Linked DNA regions of Homo sapiens: region 2 is linked to region 1. A link is an interaction called in ENCODE POLR2A ChIA-PET data of the cell type or tissue named here. Cell type or tissue: endothelial cell of umbilical vein. All regions are shown on one strand. Each heading gives the region's core, and the rest is flanking DNA. Links, peaks and the distances in the headings are about the cores only.

Region 1 (10,581 bases), core at 2,885-6,884:
GGAATGGACTGCAACTTAAGATCTAGTATTGTACAGGGGAATAAGAATCAGGTACTGATGTCAGAGTTAGATGTGGATTGCAGATGTTTCTTATGATTATTACAGAAATGGGAGAAGCAGCCTTTCTGTAAAGTTTATTCTTTTAGTATGTTAAAAAAGCTTAGGTGGAAGCCGATAGTTCTGAATACTGAAGTTAAAAAAGGTATCTATTTAGTGATATTCTTGTGTGGGATAGTTTTTACCTGATCTTTCAAAGTCATAATTATAGAAGGTAGAAAAAATGACAAGACTGTGGTTTCTTTGTTGGTTTGTGATGACACCCAGTTGCTAATAACATTATAAATCTGGGTGGTGTAACCTAGTGTAACCAAGTGAATGGCTGAGTACATTCTTATACTATTATAAGCCTGTAACTGCTTACTTTAAAAGCTAAGTAGACTTTTTCTTAGATATATACCCGAAGGATAAAAACACAATATAACTAGACCTTTAAATATCAGGATCTTTGTCCAGAAATCTTTAAAAGGTGTAATTTAATTTAATGAAATTGGAGTAAAACTTTTCTGTAGCTTTCTTGCCTTTTTTGTTATATAATATTCTTTTTAAAAAGTGTGCCTTAAAATATACTTATCCACTAAGCAAAGTGCATTAAAAACAACTTTCGAGTATTTTATGGGTTCTTATATTCCTTGAGATGTTTGGACATTCCAGACCTTATAGTGTAGAGTATTGCAAAATGACATTTGTATCAGTTTTTCCTCCTGGGTTTCAGTAATGGCAAGTGGATGTACAGTACCTCTAAGTATGGGTTATGTGGAATCTCAACATAATACGAATATGCATCTGCAAAATTAGCAGACCTTTTTGAAGTATCACCATAATAAATGTAAAGGTGTGATGTTTATAGAGATCTGAGCGTGAGTTTGTCTTTAAGCCAAAAAAGTTCTATAAATTGCTTCACTCTTAAAGAGTGTTGAAGCATACTTAAAATGTTAGTTGATACCTTAGCGAAGAATTGAAAAACTCATTCATCAAAATTAGCCATTGTATCTTGTAAGACTTTGTATGTTACTTTTAACTATAATACTTTGCCAAAGGGTTTGCAGTTTTTGCAGTTGAATTTGTTTTGCAAACTGGTTGGTTGAAGTTTCAGCACTTGAACAATTTAAAGTGCTTGATGCAATTTTAAGAATGGATTTTGTACTTATCAGGTTTTTTAGTTGCTGGATACTTCAGCGAGATCCTTTATTGTATAATAGTGGTATGTATTTTTTATATACATATATGAAATATATAATCGTGGTATGTATGACTAGGACTATTCATATTTAGCAAGTATTTTTTGACCCTGTATTGTATGCCATATACTGTTTTAGGTATTGGGATGTAGCAGGAAAGAAAAAGTTACTTGCCCTCATAGAGCTTGCATTCTGGAGGACCGTTCAACACATAATCTTTTCATGGTGTTTACATTGACCACCAGTATTTCTAAAGAGTTGAATTTGGAAGGAACTTTAGGGTGTCTTGGCTAACATTGCTGACAGATGGCCATTTGGTATGTGCCTGAAATACATCTAGAGGTGGGAAGCACGTTAGTTAGAGGCAACCTGTTCACTAGATTTGGGACTTGAGTGTTTTAGCAAGATCCTTGAAGACTCAGTTTCCTAAACTGTAACAGGGAAACACTTGTTTTTCTGGATTATTTCAAGGATTAAGTGAAAATTTATCTTTTTAAAGCATGCAGCCTTACAGAAATATTTAAGGTCGTTGAATTATTCAATATCCCAAATTGTTAGAATTCTTCATATTGTGACCAAAATCCACCTTCGAACCATTGCTCCAAGTTTAACCCTTTGGAATGGTACAGAGCACACGTGTATGCTAACCCTTTAAAATATAAAGACAGTTGTCATGATTTCTGAGTCTTCTAGACTAAAAAACTCATACGGTTTTCAGATTTTTCACATTATATCTAGTTTGTCAAATGTCCAGCTTAAAACATAGGGCCTAGAATTAATAGCTAAAATAGTTGATTGGAAAAATCTAAAGATTTTAAAATATAATAAGTGTATTGTTACTTTTTAGGAACGGTTAATTGAACTCACTTGTACAGATTAATGGAAAAGTTTTATTTATTTTCAGAATTTATTACTTGTGGTAAGTGGCCCATGTTCTTTAATGAATGGACTGCTGTGAGTTCCATGAAGGCAACTGGGCTGTCTTATCCATCATTGTATTTCTAGTGCTCAGCACTGTATCTGGCACAAGTACACTCTTAATAAATGTTGAATAGGTGTAAATGAAGGGATGCTGGAGTTTACTGAACATACAAAATATTAATGTGGGCTTTGTATTACAAACTTCATTCAAAATATTTAATACAGACCATGTGTAATGCTGTAAGAAACAGTGTAATATTTCCCCAGCCTATGCAGAACTTACATATTAATGAATTGTCAGCGTAGATATTTTCAAGGAAATGCATACACATTCAAAATAGTATTGAAATCGTGGTATGAAGATGAAAAACAATTTTAAATAAGCTGAAAATAGAGATAGGGTTTCACCATGTTGCCCAGGCTGGTGTCAAACTCCTGGGCTCAAATGATCCACCTGCTGCATCAGCCTCCCAAAGTCCAGGGATTACAGGTGTGAGCCACCACATCCAGCCTGAAGCTTTTTTTGATGTCAGATAAATAAATCCTTTTCATTTTAGTGATTTCCACTTCACAACTTGTTCTTTGTCTTCATTTGAATCTTCAGTCCTCGGCTCATGCATTTCTTTTCATCAGTTCCCTCTTAGCTTTACTTTTTCCCCTGTATAATCTGTTTGCCGTATTTTCTTTACTACTTGACTGTTGGGGTGTGGAAGGTCACGTAATCTTGCTGACTGGCCCTATAATAAATGTGAGGGTGTGCTGAAAAGAGGGGAGGGTACCGTTTGTAGTGTTTTACTGTGTGCCAGGCATTGATAAATATTTAACATATATTGACCACCAAAATCCATGTGATAGTTGGAAACATTCCCATTGATGGATTGGGAAACGGGAGCTCTAAAAGGTTTTAAGCGATTTGTTCCAAGGTCAGCTTGGATTCAAACCCTAGGCTGATTTGAAAGTACATGCTCTTAATATTAAAGAGCATGGATTTTGGTTACAATATGAAGGTGGATTTTGGTTACAATATGAAGAATTCTAACAGCAGTCTATTCATTAAAGAACATGGGCCACTTACCACTTAAAGCATATGCTTTATTGAAATTTAGTTGGCATTCAGGGGCGCTGGCCACCTCACATAATGACCTGTTTTGGTGAAAAATCAGCTTCTGCTTGGGTATTTATGTGTTGGTTTCTGTTCCTTGGCCATTTTATCAGCATTTTGAAGATTTTAAAAGATGAATCTTCTAAAGATTCTTTCAGCTTATTTGTGTTTATTTGTAGTTTTTATGAACAATTGGGTTTAAATCTTGTGGATGTTTTTCCTACTTTGTCTTTACAAAGATTGGCTAAAAACATTTCTTGAAGACATTAATTACTCTTAGTTATTGGTGGTGGTTTTCCAGAATTATTTTGATCTGAAGTTACTGATGTCAGATTAAAATCCGTGCAAGAAATTATTATGTGTGTTTTGTTCTTTCTCTAAACCTATGGAAGTTCCATTCCACCAAGAAGCACAGAAGCATTCATTATGGAATAATAAGAACCTAAGAATCTGAAAAAGATGGGTGGACTCTAAATATAAATAAGAAAAATTATTGTTATATGTGGTACCTCTGTAATGGATTATTTAGTGTTTTGTCCTGAAAACTATAGTTCAAAAGTATATGAAATGAAGATATTCCGTAATGAAAAAAAAACTCAAAAAATATGCCACTGATTTAATATATACTTAATAGAAATAAGTCATGAAAATCCCTAGGTGAATGGAATTCTTAAAATGCTTTTAAAAAGTGTCAAAAAATAGGATACTAGAACAAATGGAGAAACTCTCAGAAGGGAATGGAAGTTTAGGTTAACTGTCTTAAATTTCCAAAGCTGTAATCATTATTTTCATTCTCAAAGTGATGGCCTTGTGTTTTGCTCCTTCTCTGACCAAACTTCACCTGACATTTACATCTACTCAGTCCTTATCACATTTCTTTTCCGCTAACGCTAATATTTATTTCTTTCCATTTCTATCACCATTTCAGGTTAATTAGCTAGACTTCATGTTACTGTGAACATTCTTCTCGTTTCATCCATTCTTCTCAGTTCATTCTGTATCAGGAGAGTTTTCTTAATATCTTTGTTTAGCTCATGTCACTCCCATTATATTAGAATTATTATTAGAATAAACCTAAACTTTTTTTTTTAGGGATAGTGTCTAGGTCACTTGCCCACCCTGGAGTGCAGTGATGATGTGATCATGGCTCACAGCAGCTTCGAACTCCTGGGCCCAGAGGATCCTCCTGCTTCAGCCTCCCGAGTAGCTGGGATTACAGGTGCATGCCACCATGCCTGGCTAATTTTTGTGTTTTTTGTAGTGATGGGTTTTACCATGTTGCTCTGACTTGTCTTGAACTCCTGGCCTCAGACAATCCTCCCGCCTGGGCCTCCCAAAGTGTTGGGATTACAGGCAAGAGCAGCTGTGCATGGCCAAGTCTAAACTTCCTAATGTTCCATCAGTTAATGCCTTTTATGATCTGGCTCCATTCTATCACAGTTCTGTTTTCAAAGACATTTTTATTTCTATTTTTATACTTGCTGTTCTGTTAGCTTAAATGATAAGAGACACTCCAAACTCTCTTTTGCTCTTCATCTCCAGCTTTGCATTTAAAACTCAGCTCAAAAATCCCACTGTCGTGTGTGTGTGTGTGTGTGTGTGTGTGTGTGTGTGTGTGTGTTTTGGTAGAGATGGTGTTTTACTGTGTTGCTCAGGCTGGTCTCCTGGGGTTGAACAATCCTCCTGTCCTTGCCTCCCAAAGTGTTGGGATTACAGGCATGAGCCAGTGTGTCCAGCCTTAAATCCCACTATCTTGAGACCTTTTTCCATTCATCTAGATAAAAGTTAGTTTTTTTTCCTGTGCCCCCACAGCACTTTATCTTTGTTGTAGAGTTTTAAAAAATTCTGTTTAATATCTGCTTAGTTGGCTGGCTGCCTTTGTGTTTTCCCTACTAGATTGTAAGCTCCTAGAGGACAAATTACAGAGCTTATTTATTGGTGGTTTAATTTAAATACATTTTTTCTCTACAGATTAGTGCAAACCAGTCTGCACAGATGCGAGTTATATCTGTAAACTTGCTTGGTATTTTGGTTTACATACACTCTCATACTCTAGGATAGGGCAGGTAATTGTTTCGATTTATAAGGAGGGAATTTAAGAACCTCCTTCTAGCTTCTACTTTATTAGAATGAGTAGAGGATGCTGGGAGTCACTTTAGTGTGAATGGAATAAATTCAGACCTAGTGTTTATATTTGCCCTCTGTTGTGCTGATCAAGATAAATTCTTGGTGCGTTTGAATTAATCTTTAAAGAGAAAATTTTCTGAGCAGACATTATGTCAAACTTATTTCCCAACTCTGAAAAATTGTAGCTATTTTTGAAAAACCAGTTGGAAGTGAATGTTGCTTAATATTCACATATAAGATAATTTTAATTTTTTCCTTTATTTTGGACTTTTTTTGTGTGAATATCATTTTGTTGTTGTTATTTTGGTTTTGGTTGGCTTTGTTTTCTATAAATTTATAAGCTTTGAAGTGGGTGTTGGAAGCAAAAGTACCAAGCTAAAATCAGAAGCATTACTTGTTTGCAGTGATTTTGTTCCTTGAATTCCTGCACATTTAAATTGTGGAAGAACCTAGTGTTTTTTATGTATTTGGAAAGTAAAATTGATGTACATTAGAGGATAAATATAGGTAAAACTGGAATGTAAGTAAAATGGAAATGAGGTTAGTGAGAGGAACCGAAAATGGTAAATGATCTACACGCCTCCCTGCTTTTCTGTTTGCATTTTCAGTTGCATAGGGGCACTTTCACTGGGATATTTTATTGGCATTCCAAACTCAATTTACCTAACATTAAATTATTTCACCTTTCTTAGAGTCATTTTTTTTCTGTTACTGCTCTTTATTATTTTTCACCTGTTTGCAAGCATAATAGAGGCTAATGGTAGAAATTTTCCGTTAGTATAGAAAAGTATAAGAGATTAAAAGGCCCCTTAGGTCCAGCTACCTGATGAGATGATCACTCATGACATTTTGATAAATATTTTTCTAGACTTTTTTATGCATATATGCACAGGGATGTATGATTTTTCCATAAGCGGGAACATGTAACAATGCTGTCTTGTAGCCTGTACTCCACAGTACAGCATACCATTTTTATTAGTAGCTCCTAGTATTCTGTTGTATGGATATAGCATAAATTGTTTGGCTGAATCCACTTTGATAAATTCTTAGTTTTGTTTTTTTTTTAATTTTTGCTATGTGTGTATATCTAAAGCAAATTTTTTTTTGTGTATTTGTTCCATTATCTTTAGATTGAATTTCCTGGGGATAAAATTTTTGAGGCAAAGGTGGTATATACATTTGTAACATTGATACACTTTCAAAATGCCTTTCAGAAGGCTTTTACAAATTTACATTTCCCAACAGTGTGGAATTACCCATTTCCTGAGTCTCACCAACACTTGGAGTTGTCACATATTCCATTATTGGTTTTTTTTGTTGTTTTGTATTTTTAGTAGAGATGGGGTTTTGCCATGTTGGCCAGGCTGATCTTGAACTCCTGACCTCAAATGATCTGCCCACCTTGGCCTTCCAAAGTGCTGGGATTATAGTTGTGAGCCCCTATTGGTGCCTGGCACCATTATCGTTTCATTCATTTGCATTTCTTTGATATTTAATAAGGTTTAATATATTTTCATCTGTTTACTGGATATTTTAATTTCTTTCTTTTTTTTTTTTTGCTCTTGTTGCCCAGGCTGGAATGGTGCGATCTCGGCTCACCGCAACCTCTGCCTCCCGGGTTCAAGCGATTCTCCTTCTTCAGCCTTCCGAGTAGCTGGGATTACAGGCATGCGCCACCATGCCCAGCTAATTTTGTATTTTTAGTAGAGACGAGGTTTTTCCATGTTGGTCAGACTGGTCTCGAACTCCTGGCCTCAGGTGATCCACCCGCTTCAGCCTCCCAGAGTGCTGGGATTACAGGCGTGAGCCACCGTGCCTGGCCTTTTTCTTTCTTTTTTTTTTTTAATTGAGACCGGGTCTCACTCTGTCACCCAGGCTGGAGTGCAGTGGCACCATCTGCTCACTGCAACCTCCACCTCCCAGCTCAAGTGATCTCTCACCTCAGCCTCCCGAGTAGCTGGGATCGCAGATGCATGCCAGCATGCCCAGTTAAATTTTTTATTTTTGGTAGAGACAGCGTTTCACCGTGTTGCCAAGGCTGGTCTCGAACTCTTGAGCTCAAGCAGTCTGCCTGCCTTGGCCTTTCAAAGTGCGGGGATTACAGGTGTGAACCACTGCACCTGGCCAGATGTTCTAATTTCTTGATTTTTTTTTTTTTAAATTAACTTGCAAGACCTACTTGTGTGTTATAGCTACTAACTTGTTTTTTTTTTTTTTTGCGGCATTAGCAAGTATTTTTCGTGAGCTTGTCTTTTATCTTTTAACCTTCTTTATGTAACGTTTTATTTTAGGACTAGGTTTTTGATTTGTCTCTGTGTGTGTGTGCACACGTGTGTTTTAAGTGGTAGTAGTTTCTCCCAGGTACCTAGTGTCAAACTTTAGTAGTACTTTTATCTCTTCATAGTTGTAATGAACTTCTTGTTCTGTAAAGTTTTTTCTTTTTTTTTTTTTTCCAGTGGTCTTTTGGTCCATACATTTATCTTGGAATGCTTTGTTAGTTCTGCTTGCTTTTAGATTTCTCTTTGAGCCCCTCCTGTTCTCTGCATTCAGATTTAAAATACCACTTTCATTTGATCATTTTTTTTTTTCTATAAGATACTTACAGAATCAAATACTTTTTTTTTTGAGATGGAGTCTCGCTCTGTCACCCAGGCTGGAGTGCAGTGGCACGCAGTGTCATGATCTCGGCTCACTGCAAGCTCCGCTTCCCAGGTTCACACTATTCTCCTGCCTCAGCCTCGCGAGTAGCTGGGACTACAGGCGCCCGTCACCACGCTTGGCTAATTTTTTTTGTGTTTTCAGTAGAGACGGGGTTTCATCATTTTACCCAGGATGGTCTTAATCTCCTGACCTCGTGATCCGCCCGCCTTGGCCTCTCAAAGTGCTGGGATTACAGGCATGAGCCACCGCATCTGGCCATCAGATGCTTTTAAAATTAATTTATTTATTTAAGATGGAGTCTCACTGTTGTCGCCCAGGCTGTAGTGCAGTGGCGTGATCTCGGCTCACTGTAACAACCTACGCCTCCTGGGTTCAAGCTGTTCTTCAGCTTTAGCCTCCTGAGTAGCTGGAATTACAGGCGCCTGCCACCATGCCTGGCTAATTTTTGTACTTTTAGTAGAGATGAGGTTTTGCCATGTTGGCCAGGCTGGTCTCGAACTCCTGACCTCAGGTGATCTGCCCACCTTGGCCTGTCAAAGTGCTGGGATTACAGGCGTGAGCCACCGCACCCGGCCAATTTATTTTTTATTGACAAATAATTGTATATGTTTATGTGTGTGATGTTTTGGTGTTTACCTGTGGAGGGCTTCAATCAAGATAATTAAGAAATCAGTCACATCACATACCTATTTTGGTGGTGAAAACATTTTTAAAATAATTTTTTTTTTAACACAGCTCGAAACAGCCATTGAAGAAAACATTTTAACTCTACTCTTTGGCTGGGCACAGTGGCTCACGCCTGTAATCCCAGCACTTTGGGAGGCCAAGGTGGATGGATTACTTGAGGTCGGGAGTTCAAGACCAGCCTGGCCAACATGGCGAAACCCCGTCTCTACTAAAAATACAAAACATAGCCAAGCATGGTGGCGTGTGCCTGTAGACCCCAACTACTCGGGAGACTGAGGCAGCAGAATAGCTCGAACTTGGGAGGCAGAGGTTGCAGTGAGCCGAGATCTCGCCACGACACTCCAGCCTGGGCACAAAGCAAGACTCTGTCTCAAACAAAAAAACTACTGTTTTGTCAGTATCAGAATATGCAGTGCATTATTGTAGTCACCATTCTGCCCAATAGATCGCTAAAATTTATTACTTCTGTCTATCTGAAACTTTGTGTCTTTTGATCAACATCTCCCTTTCCCTATACACTCCTCTCCCCTAGACCCTGGTAACCACCATTCTACTCCCTACTTCTATGAGTTTGAATTTTCTAGATTCCACATATAAGTGAGATCATGCAGTATTTATCTTCCTGTCACAAATGACATAATTTACTTCTTTTTTTTTTTTTAATTATACTTTAAGTTTTAGGGTACATGTGCACAACGTGCAGGTTAGTTACATATGTATACATGTGCCATGTTGGTGTGCTGCACCCATTAACTCATCATTTAACATTAGGTATATCTCCTAATGCTATCCCTCCTCCCTCCCCCTACCCCACAACAGTCCCCAGAGTGTGATGTTCCCCTTCCAGTGTCCATGTGTTCTCATTGTTCAATTCCCACCTATGAGTGAGAACATGCGGTGTTTGGTTTTTTGTCCTTGCAATAGTTTGCTGAGAATGATGGTCTCCAGCTTCATCCATATCCCTACAAAGGACATGAACTCATCATTTTTTATGGCTGCATAGTATTCCATGGTGTATATGTGCCACATTTTCTTAATCCAGTCTATCATTGTTGGACATTTGGGTTGGTTCCAAGTCTTTGCTATCGTGAATAGTGCCGCAATAAACATACATGTGCATGTGTCTTTATAGCAGCATGATTTATAATCCTTTGGGTACATACCCAGTAATGGGATTGCTGGGTCAAATGGTATTTGTAGTTCTAGATCCCTGAGGATTTGCCACAGTGACTTCCACAATGGTTGAACTAGTTTACAGTCCACCAACAGTGTAAAAGTGTTCCTATTTCTCCACATCCTCTCCAGCACCTGTTGTTTCCTGACTTTTTAATGATCACCATTCTAACTGGTGTGAGATGGTATCTCATTGAGGTTTTGATTTGCATTTCTCTGATGACCAGTGATGATGAGCATCTTTTCATGTGTCTTTTGGCTGCATAAATGTCTTCTTTCGAGAAGTGTCTGTTCATATCCTTCGCCCACTTTTTGATGGGGTTGTTTTTTTCTTGTAAATTTGTTTAAGTTCATTGTAGATTCTGAATATTAGCCCTTTGTCACTTGAGTAGATTGCAGAAATTTTCTCCCATTTTGTAGGTTGCCTGTTCACTCTGATGGTAGTTTCTTTTGCTGTGTGGAAGCTGTTTAGTTTAATTAGATCCCGTTCGTCAATTTTGACTTCTGTTGCCATTGCTTTTGGTGTTTTAGACATGAAGTCCTTGCCCATGCCTATGTCCTGAATGGTATTGCCTAGGTTTTCTTCTAGGCTTTTAGGTCTAACATTTAAGTCTGTAATCCATCTTGAATTAATTTTTGTATAAGGTGTAAGGAAGGAATCCAGTTTCAGCT
Region 2 (11,008 bases), core at 3,077-7,076, 260 kb after region 1:
ACAATTAATGTTAAGAGCTTAATATTAAGAGATTAGGCCGGGCATGGTGGCTCATGCCTGTAATCCCAGCACTTTGGGAGGCTGAGGCGGGTGGATCACGAGGTCAGGAGATCGAAACCATCCTGGCTAACACGGTGAAACCCCGTCGCTACTAAAAATACAAAAAATTAGCTGGGCGAGGTGGCGGGCGCCTGTAGTCCCAGCTACTTGGGAGGCTGAGGCAGGAGAATGGTGTGAACCCGGGAGGCGGAGCTTGCAGTGAGCCGAGATCGCGCCACTGCACTCCAGCCTGGGCGACACAGCAAGACTCCGTCTCAAAAAAAAAAAAAATTAAGAGATTAAGCCATTAAGCTAATTAATATTAAGAGATTAAGGTTTGGAACTTCTATGGCATGAATGGTTTGGGATTTCGAAATTGTTTCTCTATTGGTAAGTAGAGGTAGATGAATATATCCTGCAGCCCAGACCTTTTAGTAAATATTTGAGCTATTATTACCTTATATAGAACAGAAATTATTGATATGAAATGCAATTTACTTACAGCTCTCATCCACAGAGAAAGGCTTTTTTTTTTTTTTTTAACTTGTTTTGGGAAATAAAAGGTGCTTTAAAAAGAATTTTCTTCATTTTGTCTTGGGGCAGATTCACAAATAGCTTACAAGAAAGCAAGATGGGGCTGGGCGTGGTAGCTCACGCCTGTAATCCCAGCACTTTGGGAGGCTGAGGCAGGCGGATCACCTGAGGTCAGGAGTTCAAGACCAGCCTGGCCAACATGGTGAAACCCCGTCTCTACAAAAATACAAAAATTAGCTGGCATAATGGCAGGTGCCTGTAATCCTAGCTACTTGGGAGGCTGAGGTGGGAGAATCCCTTGAGCCCGGGAGGAGGAGGTTGTAGTGAGCCAAGATCGTGCCACTACATTCCGGCCTGGGCGAAGAGCAAGACTCCGTCTCAAAAAAAAAAAAAAAAAAAAAAAGAAAGCATGATAGGACAAGGCTGCTTAAGCTTGCTTAAGAAGAGTGTTGGCCGGACGCAGTAGCTCACACATGTAATCTCAGCACTTTCGGAAGCCAAGGTGGGTGGATCACCTGAGGTCAGGAGTTCCAGATCAGCCTGGCCAACATGGTCAAACCCCACCTCTTATAAAAATACAAAAATTAGCCAGGTGTGATGGTGCATGCCTGTAATCCCAGCTACTCACTTTGGGGGCTGAGACAGGAGAATCGCTTGAACCTGGGAGGGGGAGGTTGCAGTGAGCTGAGAGTGCGCCATTGCACTCCAGCCTAGGTGACAGTGAGAAATTCCATCTCGAAAAAAAAAAAAAGAAAAGTGTTGTAATTTATTAATACCCTCTCCATATAAGAAAGAATAAAAATCATTACAGGCAGTCAGGATGTTCAGGGCAAGTGTAAGTATTTTCTTTGTGGTGTTCTTTTTACTCTGTTCATTTGGATGCTGGCATTTCCCCCCCCTCAGTCTTATATTGAATGGCAAATTGTTTATGGAGTCTGTATCTGAATTTAGCAAGAGTTTGCTGCACTGAGGTTTCTAGTCTGTTGTCTTAACTGCCTGATACTGTGATTAAGCTAGGGCCACAGATACCATTTGATGTTTACCCTTCTCCGTTGCCCACCAACCTGTCTTGAATTGATTCCAGAATTATTCTTCTTCTTCTTTTTTTTAAGACAGGGTCTCACTCTGTCACCCAGGCTGGAGTGTCATGGCGCCATCTAAGACTGGCTGCGACCTCTGCCTCCGGGACTCAAGTGATCCTCCCACCTCAGCTTCCCAAGTGGCTCGGACTACAGGCTCGTGCCACTACACCAGGCTAATTTTTGTATTTTTTTGTAGAGAAGGGGTTTTCCCATGTTGCCCAGGATGGTCTTGATCTCCAAACCTCAAGCAATCTGCCGGCTCTGGTCTCCCAAAGTGCTGGGATTACAGGAATGAGCCACCGCGCCTGGCCAACTTCCTGAATTATCGTTGTCTCCACACCTGCTTACAGTGCTGTTCCTCAGGTATCAAAGCATCCCAGCATGTTGTGCCTTTCTCCCCATCCTCCTCTACTTTCTCCTCTGTTGTGTACTGGTAACTCGGAATCTCTGAATGGCTGTAGAAACAGAAAAGTGGATGGGACTGATGGAAAACCCAAATTTGGGTTTCAGAAAGCTATCTGTTGTTTGACATGCAGTCTAGAATTAATGACTATACCAGGTTACCCTTGGAACATCTTGCATTTGTGGGCAGAAACATTTGGCTACTTGCCACGGGGTTATCCTGAAAAAAGATGGGCTTGAAAAACTGTCACTAGTGTCACTTGAATTGGTCATCCATGGTTGGGGAGTTCCATTCCAAGAGGATAATTTACACAATTTAAAATAAAGGGGGCCAGGTGTGGTGGCTCACACCTGTAATCCTAGCGCTTTGGGAGGCCAAAGCAGGTGGAATCCTTGAGGTCAGGAGTTTGAGATCATCCTGGCTAACATGGTGAAACCCTGTCTCTACTAAAAATACAAAAATTATCTGGGCATGGTGGTGTGCACCTGTAATCCCAGTTTTTGGGAGGCTGAGGCAGGAGAATCATTTGAACCTGGGAGGCAGAGGCTGCCGTGAGCTGACACTGTGCCACAGTGCTCCAGCCTGGGTGACAGAGCTAGACTTTGTCTCAAAACAAAACAAAAAAAGTAAGTAGAATAAAGGGAGTGAAAGCAAGAGGTGCTCTTCAAAATTATTATTTGCTCATTGGAGAAATACACGCATGTACTACTTTGTAGTAGTAACATTTTCATTAAACAATAGAAGCCTGGCTCCCACTTCTCCAAATGAAGTGGGGGGAAAAGTGTTGTAACTGGATGTCATGATCAGTCATCTCAATTATAAAAGTTAGGTGACATTGTCTCTTTGGGACGTTGTTGAGCGGTGAAGCCAGCTGGGCTTCTGGGTCGGGTGAGGACTTGGAGAACTTTTCGGTTTAGCTAAAGGATTGTAAATGCACCAATCAGCGCTCTGTGTCTAGCTAAAGGTTTGTAAACACACCAATCAGCACTCAGTAAAAACGCACCAATCAGTGCTCTGTGTCTAGCTAATTGGGTGGGGACCTGAATAACTTTTCTGTCTAGCTAGAGGATTGTAAACACACCAATCAGCGCTCTGTGTCTAGCTAAAGGTTTGTAAATGCACCAATCAGCACTCTGTAAAAACGCACCAATCAGCATTCTGTGTCTAGCCAAAGGTTTGTAAACGCACCAATCAGCACTCTGTAAAAATGGACCAGTCAGCACTGTCTAAAATGGACCAATCAGCACTCTGTAAAATGGACCAATCAGCAGCATGTGGGTGGGGCCAAATAAGGGAATAAAAGCTGGCCACCCGAGCCAGTGGCGGAAATCCGTTGGGGTCCCCTTCCAAGTTGTGCCAGCTACATTCTTTCGCTCCTTGCAATAAGTCTTGCTACTACTCACTCTTTGGGTCCGCACTACCTTTATGAGCTGTAACACTCACCACGAAGGTCTGCAGCTTCACTCCTGAAGCCAGCGAGACCATGAACCCACCTGGAGGAACGAACAACTCTGGACGCGCCACCTTTATGAGCTATAACACTCATGGCCAAGGTCTGCAGCTTCCCTCCTGAAGTCAGCGAGACCAGGATCCCACCAGAAGGAAGAAACTCCAGACATGTCCGAATATCAGAAGGAACAAACTCCAGACACACCATCTTTAAGAACTGTAACACTCACCGCGAGGGTCCGCAGCTTAATTCTTGAAGTCAGTGAGACCAAGAACCCACCAATTCCGGACACATTTAAATACAAATTAGTAAGTAGAATAAAGGGAGTGAAAGCAAGAGGTGCTCTTCAAAATTATTATTTGCTCTTTGGAGAAGAAATACACACATGTACTACTTTGTAGTAATAACATTTTTATTAAACAATAGAAGCCTGGCTCCCACTTTTCCAAATGAAGGGGGGAGAAAGTGTTGTAATTGGATGTCATGATCAGTCATCTCAATTGTAAAAGTTAGGTGACACTGTCTCTTTGGGACGTTGTGACCAGGCCATGTGAATGGAGATTGTTGAAGGATAGGCCTCTCTCCACCAGGTATGCCAATCACGGGGGTAGGGGTGGTGACTCTTCTGTTTGGATGTTTAAAATGTACATTAAACAGACAAAATAAAATACGAATTAAAAAAAACTAAAAAACTTCTTATCACCAAAGGGCAGAAAAAAACCTGTGTAAATAATACCTTAAATTAAAATTAAGAAATTAAAAGGCAACTTGTTAATAAAAAATCTTTTGATCCAACTTTTTTCCTTAGAATTCTAAATCTTATGTTCACTCCCTTATAACAAGTGTCAATTAATTAGAAGCTGGTAAAAATAAGGAAGTTTACCCTAATTGCTGGCTGGTGTTTTTTAGTATAGGAGTATGTGAAGAAATAAAGCTTTTTTCCCAACTCGTTTGAAGGCAGTTTGTACTGTTTTGATTTGAGAATAGGAGACACATGATTTATCATTTAAGAATGTGCTTCTTAATCCTTTGCACCAATGATGCTTTTTGTGGAAATTCTCTACTAAACATGGTATGTGATGTTATCTTCCCTTTAAAGTGTTTTTCCCCACTTTGGCCAGTTTTGATGTTTATCATCTCTCTCTATAAGTGTTTTGATGAGATGTTGAGAGGCGTACTGGTATGGCTGTCTGCTGCCATGCTGACCCAGAAGTAGGAACTACTTTTGCTGCATTCCCTGATATTCCATCTGGCTGTAATGATATTCCCAGAGTGTTCCAGATATTTATATGCATCTGATACAAAGTTATTATGAATTAAAAACATAAACCTGGCTTTGCAACTTGACTATATCAGGAGGAAAGTTGTTATTGGTTCATGACTTTTTGATAAGTCTGTTACCAAGTATTTTTAAGCCATTAGGCCTTCAAGCCAAGTGATAGTCCCTGAGTAACAATGGAGGAAGCACCACTTAATCTAAGTTGCATGTGGAGGTGACAAAATCTGAGAGCTTTTAATGATTCATCCACCCCATTTAACTTAGGGCTACAAGGAAAAGTACTCTTTATGCAGTAGTTTCTCATGTAAAAGTGGGAAATTTTCTCTTCTTGGCACAATTCCACAAATACATAGATATATCCCTTTTCAAGAAAATAATGCCAGCCTCACCTTAAGTTTCTTATTTTAGGATTGCAAATTCTAAATTATTTATTTTTGGAGTAGCCACAGAAAAATTCTGAACCTGGGCTGACTCACCCAACACAAAATGTTTTGACATAATCTTCCTTGTTTGGATTGTTGAAAGAGAATGTAAATTTATCTTACTATTAGCTTAGCTCAAACAATGAGGAAGTTAAGTTAATTGGTATGAAGCCACATTTTCTGTATTGAAGATGCATTCACAGGACAATTTTTGTTTTAGCTTTTTAGAGTCAGTGTCTTTATCATCAGTGGAGATACAAAATATATGAATATGGTTAGATCCCGTCTAATTTGTCATGCACTTAGCAAAAACAACCCGAAAAACAAAAGGCAGTTTTCATTTATATTCATTTGGAAAATACACTTTTAAATTATTATTATCAGAAATCTAATTATAGCCTGTAATCCCAGCACTTTGGGAGGCCGAGGCAGGCAGATCACCTGAGGTTAGGAGTTCAAGACCAGCCTGGCCAACATAGTGAAACCCAGTCTCTACTAAAAATACAAAAATTAGCCGGGCATGGTGGTGCATTCCTGTAATCGCAGCTACTTGGGAGGGTGAGGCACAAGACTCGCTTGAACCTGGGAGGAGGAGGCTTCAGTGAGCCAAGGTCATGCCACTGCACTCCAGCTTGGGTGACAGAGCGAGACCCTGTCTCAAAAAAAAAAAAAAATCTAATTATAAAATAAATCATTTGTTTACATTATCTATTTTTTAATTTAGAAAGCTGTTATTGGTCTTTTTTTTTTTTTTTTGGCAGAGTTTCACTCTGTCGCCCAGGCTGGAGTACAGTGGCATGAACTTGGCTCACTGCAAGCTCCGCCTCCCGGGTTCAAGTGATACTTGTGCCTCAACCTCCCGAGTAGCTGGGATTACAGGCGTGTGCCACCACGCCTGGCTAATTTTTGTATTTTTAGTAGAGATGGGGTTTCACTATGTTGGCCAGGCTGGTCTTGAACTCCTGACCTCAGGTAATCTGCCCTCCTCAGCCTCCCAAAGTGCTGGGATTATAGGCCTGAACCACTGCATTTGACCCCATAATCATTTTTAATTAATAAATGTTAATTGAATGTTCATAGTTTCAGAAGGAACAGTTCTATAAAATTTATAATCTGATGGCAAAAGAAAGGGGCTTCACTGGGACCTCTGTAAGATTTTTGTTTCCTGAACTTGGTGGATGAGTGGATTAATATATGATTCACGCCTGAGATATTTAGAGACTAAGAGAATGTCTGGAGGGCTGTGGTTTGGGATGCCACTGCAGTTCTGCAAATATTTCCTGTGGATTGGGGTAAGAGAGAGAAGAACATTGTGTGCTGGTTTTAGAGCCTGCGCAAGCAGGCAGAAGGAAGCTGGTGGTGTGCTGATGGTGACTGGGGCTGAGGAGGGACTTAGAAGTGACCAGGTGGAAAACAGATAGATTCATCAGTGTAAAAAAGTCTGGTGGTGAGATATCCCCAGTGATGGAGTGGAAGAGATCTTGGAAGAACCTATTACAATGCCCCGTGTTACAATAAGTAGGCTTTAAATCCCCGTCAATCACAGGGAGCAGCAATGCTGGGTCACCAGAGTAATACAATTAAATAAGACCTTCACTACTGCCCATACCTCTTCTCTGTGTTCTCCAGTCCCTCAACCTTATATCCAGCCATGGAGGCATTAGAAGCTAGGTTTTGCAAAATGAGGTGCTACATGGATTTGCTTCTGTCACTATTGAACACTGATGGTTTTTCTTAAGTGCTTCTGATTTTTTTGGAAGTACTGTCTGCACATGGTAGCTACTCAGATATTTCTCAAATCAAAATTAGTGGAATAGACTGGGCGCGGTGTAATCCCAGCACTTTGAGAGGCTGAGATGGGCAGATAACCTGAGGTCAGGAGTTCAAGACCAGCCTGGCTAACATGGCGAAACTCTATCTTTACTAAAAATACAAAAATTAGCTGGGTGTGGTGTGTGTGCCTGTAGTCCCTGCTACTCGAGAGGCTGAGGCAGGAGAATTGCTTGAACTCAGGAGGTGGAGGCTCCTCCATGCCCAGCTAATTTTTGTATTTTTAGTAGAGATGGGGTTTCACTGTGTTGACCAGGATGGTCTCGATCTCTTGACCTTGTGATCCACCTGCCTAAGCCTCCCTAAGTGCTGTGATTACAGGCATAAGCTACCATGCCTGGCCAGCACTTTCTTAATTTTTGGCACAAGCACACATCTTATTTTATTTTATTTTTCATTTCTTTCCTTCCTTCCTTCCTTCCTTCCTTCCTTCCTTCCTTCCTTCCTTCCTTCCTTCCATCCATCCACCCATCCTTCCATTTCTTTCTTTCTTTTTGAGGTAGTCTTTCTCCGTTGCACAGGCTGGAGTGCAGTGGCATGATCTCGGCTCACCGCAACCTCCGCCTCCTGTGTTCAAGCGATTCTCCTGGCTTAGCCTCCCAAGTAGCTGGGGCTACAGGTGCCCACCACCATGCCTGGCTAATTTTTGTATTTTTAATAGAGATGGGGTTTCACCATATTGGTCAGATGGGTCTCGAATTCCTGACCTCAAGTGATCCACCCGCCTTGGCCTCCCAAAGTGCTGGGATTACAGGTGTAAGCCACTGCACCCAGCCTGTTTTTATTTCTTGCCCCAGTTGTGGAATCAACTGTTTATCCAAGAAGCCCTGATTCCATTGAGTGACGAAGGGTATTTAAAACCAAGATCTGAGAACTAGATGTGCTTATAACTGCAAACTTTTTAAACCACCCATTAGATAGTTATTCTATAAATGATCATTTTCACCAGGGCCACCACATGTTTTACATGCCATTACATGCTCTTTCTCCTGATTTCATATTCTTTTCTGCTCTGGGATTTGGAGCCACTGTGTATGTTTGCCTATTTAGGAAGCATTGCTTGCCCTGAAGTCTGCACTTTTGAAAAGACTTTAATTGCTCTCACTTTGGGCAGTTCAAAGGTTACTGGATTTTATTTACTATCTTATTTACTTGAGTTACTTTTATTCTGTTCTTTCATTTATCTCTATTAAATAAAGATGTAGACTGTACTTAATTGTGTTTTCCTCTTGGCGATGAAACAAGGCTAAAAGGTGATTCTTGTTAATTTGTTACTCATTTGGGTTATCCATTTATCTGGATTTGATTTGAGATGTTGTTTAGTCTTGGTTTGTAAAGAGATCTGTACTGAACATTTCTGTGTTCTTTGCCTAAAATGTCCTTTCACAGGCTGACGTAGTGCTGCTATTTGGAGTGTGGGAATCCAGCTATAGGGAATTGGTTTTATGTGAGAGTCTGGCTGAGTTTTTATTTTCTTTTCTACTCAAAGATTATGTTTTATATTCCTGTCATTTGAAATTTGATTTTGCTCCTGACAATGAAAAATATTTAACAATGGTAATTCTCTTCATTCTTTAATGATTCTATGATCCATCTGCCAGAATGTGAGCTGCATTCATTTTGTAAAAAATGTTTGATCTTTGGGACATAGATCTAATTGCTGACATAGTTTCTTTAGATTCCATGAAAATATATTTAAATTCTTAATATGAAGACAAATTTTGCGATTTATTTTCATTTAGTCTGTGTGGTTTATAATAGTTTTTTTTCCCTCCTTATTTGAATAAGTCTTCTAGGATTTAGGATAATCTGTGCGTGTGTGTGTGTGTGTGTGTGTGTGTGTGTGCATGCATGTGTATAAGTGTGTGTATGTGATTGTGAGTTTAGTTAAGGTCACTTTTAGCAAGATGCATTGACATGGTCATCAGAGCCTTTGAAATTGTAGACTCCATTTGAATAATAGTTTTGAAGACTTTTTTTCCTTAAAAAACAGTGTATGTTGTAGGCAAGATAGTATCTTGATTCCTAGCTCCTGTCAATCTTCTGAAAACATTTATTTTGATAGTTTATTTGAAAAACATCATAGGCATGCATGGAATACTGTAAATGGCAAAAATATGCACCAGTCAGGTGAAAAGTGTTTATTAAATTCCCGCTATACTACTGTTTCCTGTGTCCCAGTGTTCCAGCTATTCAGATCAGACCGGACCTCTTTTCATCTGTATGGATGTTGATGTTCCAAGTAGGGAGGAATTGTGACTCTGCCTTTTGTGTTGGCCTGAATTTGGGGAGTGCTCCTCCTGTGGGGCCGCAATCATTCTGAATTGTTCCAGGAAAGCTGTCTATAGGGGCATCCACACTGCATTCCCATGGGAGAAGCCCCAGCTGTGTCTGCAGTGGGGTACCATGAGGGAACAAGACCTTTCGGTATCACAGAGGCTGCCTGCCTGTTGGGGTAGAAGGTGCTGTCTAGTTGAGGAAAATGAAACGTATGCATATGAAACAATTGCCAGACAAAACATACCTTTATATATTAGCGTTCCCAAGTTGGATATAGTAAAACAAAGTGGGAATTCTGTAATAAAGACAGATACCAGTGTAAACATTTTTCTTTTTTTGTTCAGTATGCTTTTGCTGCATCACAGGATACTGCTTAACTTACCAATTTATTTACCTTTGGTGACTAGGGACATATGCTTCTTAGTATTACATTTCAGAAGTTTTAGATGCTGTGTAATTAATCAGCCAGTTTTGCTGCCTTTCTGTGGTAGAGATTGAGGGGTCCAACTTCAAAGGTTATTGATGTAGTAAACCATATTAATCAGATTTTTGGTCTTTGAATAATATATGATTTTTTTTTTTTTTTTTGAGGTGGGGAGTCTTACTCTGTCGCCCAGGCTGTAGTACAGTGGCATGATCTTGGCTCACTGCAACCTCTGCCTGCCGGGTATAAGCGATTCTCCTGCCTCACCCTCCAAGTAGCTGGGATTACAGGTGCATGCCACCACGCTCAGCTAGTTTTTGTATTTTTAGTAGACACGGGGTTTCACCATGTTGGCCAGGCTGGTCTTGAACTCCTGACCTCAATTAATCCGCCTGCCTCAGCCTCCCAAATTGCTGGGATTACAGGTGTGAGCCACTGTGCCTGGCTAAGATCGATGAATTGTTGATACTCATGGAAGTATTTTGTAAAATATTACTCATAGTAATGAGTGTTTACAGTTTAGTAATTATAGAATCATAGAAAGTAGCTGTGTATCTTTGGGTAAGGCACTTAGTCTTTCAGAACCTCAATTTTCTCAATAATAATTAAACTAGGACAATAACATTTACTTTGTATAGTTCTTGTGAGACTTAAATGAGATGACACATATGAAGCACCAACACAGTCCCTAGAACACAGAAGTACTCTGTACATGTTGACTATTATTATTATAACCCTAAATTACTGCTATTAGTTGACCTTATGGAGTCTTTGGGTTATATGTTAATTTAGATTGGCTAGCAGGTATATTGGGAGGTCTCTTGCTGTATTGAAATTTACATAAATCTTATTGGAATCCTGCTGAGGTTGGTTTTGGAATCTTGCATGTAGGAAAGTAACTATCTGTAGGTTGGAGATGCTGTATCTGTACCATAAGGGCAAAAGAGAAAAGGAAATAAAGCAAAATGAGGTAGAACTGTGTGAATCTACATTATTATACACATGGCAGAAGGACAAACTACTAAATTGACAGTATGGTTGTGGCAAAACTTCTTTCCAAGTAATGGGAAGGTTTTTCACCAGGTCAATAGAAAAAATGAAGTGAAATGCTGTAAGACTGTAAAACTTTGGACCATTTGCTGACCACGTCTCATTTAGTTCTCACAAGGGTACTGTCTGCAAAACAAAAAAACACAAAGACCAAAAACGCTAGAGAACTGGCTCTTGGTTTTGTTTCTGAATTAACTCTATAAAAGTAAAAAGTG

The links. Peaks named below come from ENCODE experiments on the same cell type or tissue, not always from the same donor. Only the 100,000 strongest peaks of a DNase experiment are listed, where the experiment ranks them.
Region 2: POLR2A ChIA-PET joins it to region 1 with 9 read pairs; 2 of 35 experiments call an interaction of 5 or more read pairs at or near these places.

The regions. Positions count from the first base shown.
Region 1 is chr7:39,952,251-39,962,831 of GRCh38, forward strand. The region is part of intron 1 of CDK13 (cyclin dependent kinase 13); the gene reads left to right. Among named protein-coding and RNA genes, the nearest start is that of CDK13, 7.3 kb to the left of the region's middle. RefSeq lists an enhancer at 1-132. In endothelial cell of umbilical vein, for the core only: no CTCF peak of the experiment used is centred there; no DNase peak of the experiment used is centred there.
Region 2 is chr7:40,215,546-40,226,553 of GRCh38, forward strand. The region is part of intron 6 of SUGCT (succinyl-CoA:glutarate-CoA transferase); the gene reads left to right. Among named protein-coding and RNA genes, the nearest start is that of SUGCT, 86 kb to the left of the region's middle. In endothelial cell of umbilical vein, for the core only: no CTCF peak of the experiment used is centred there; no DNase peak of the experiment used is centred there; H3K27ac peaks cover 2,253 bases.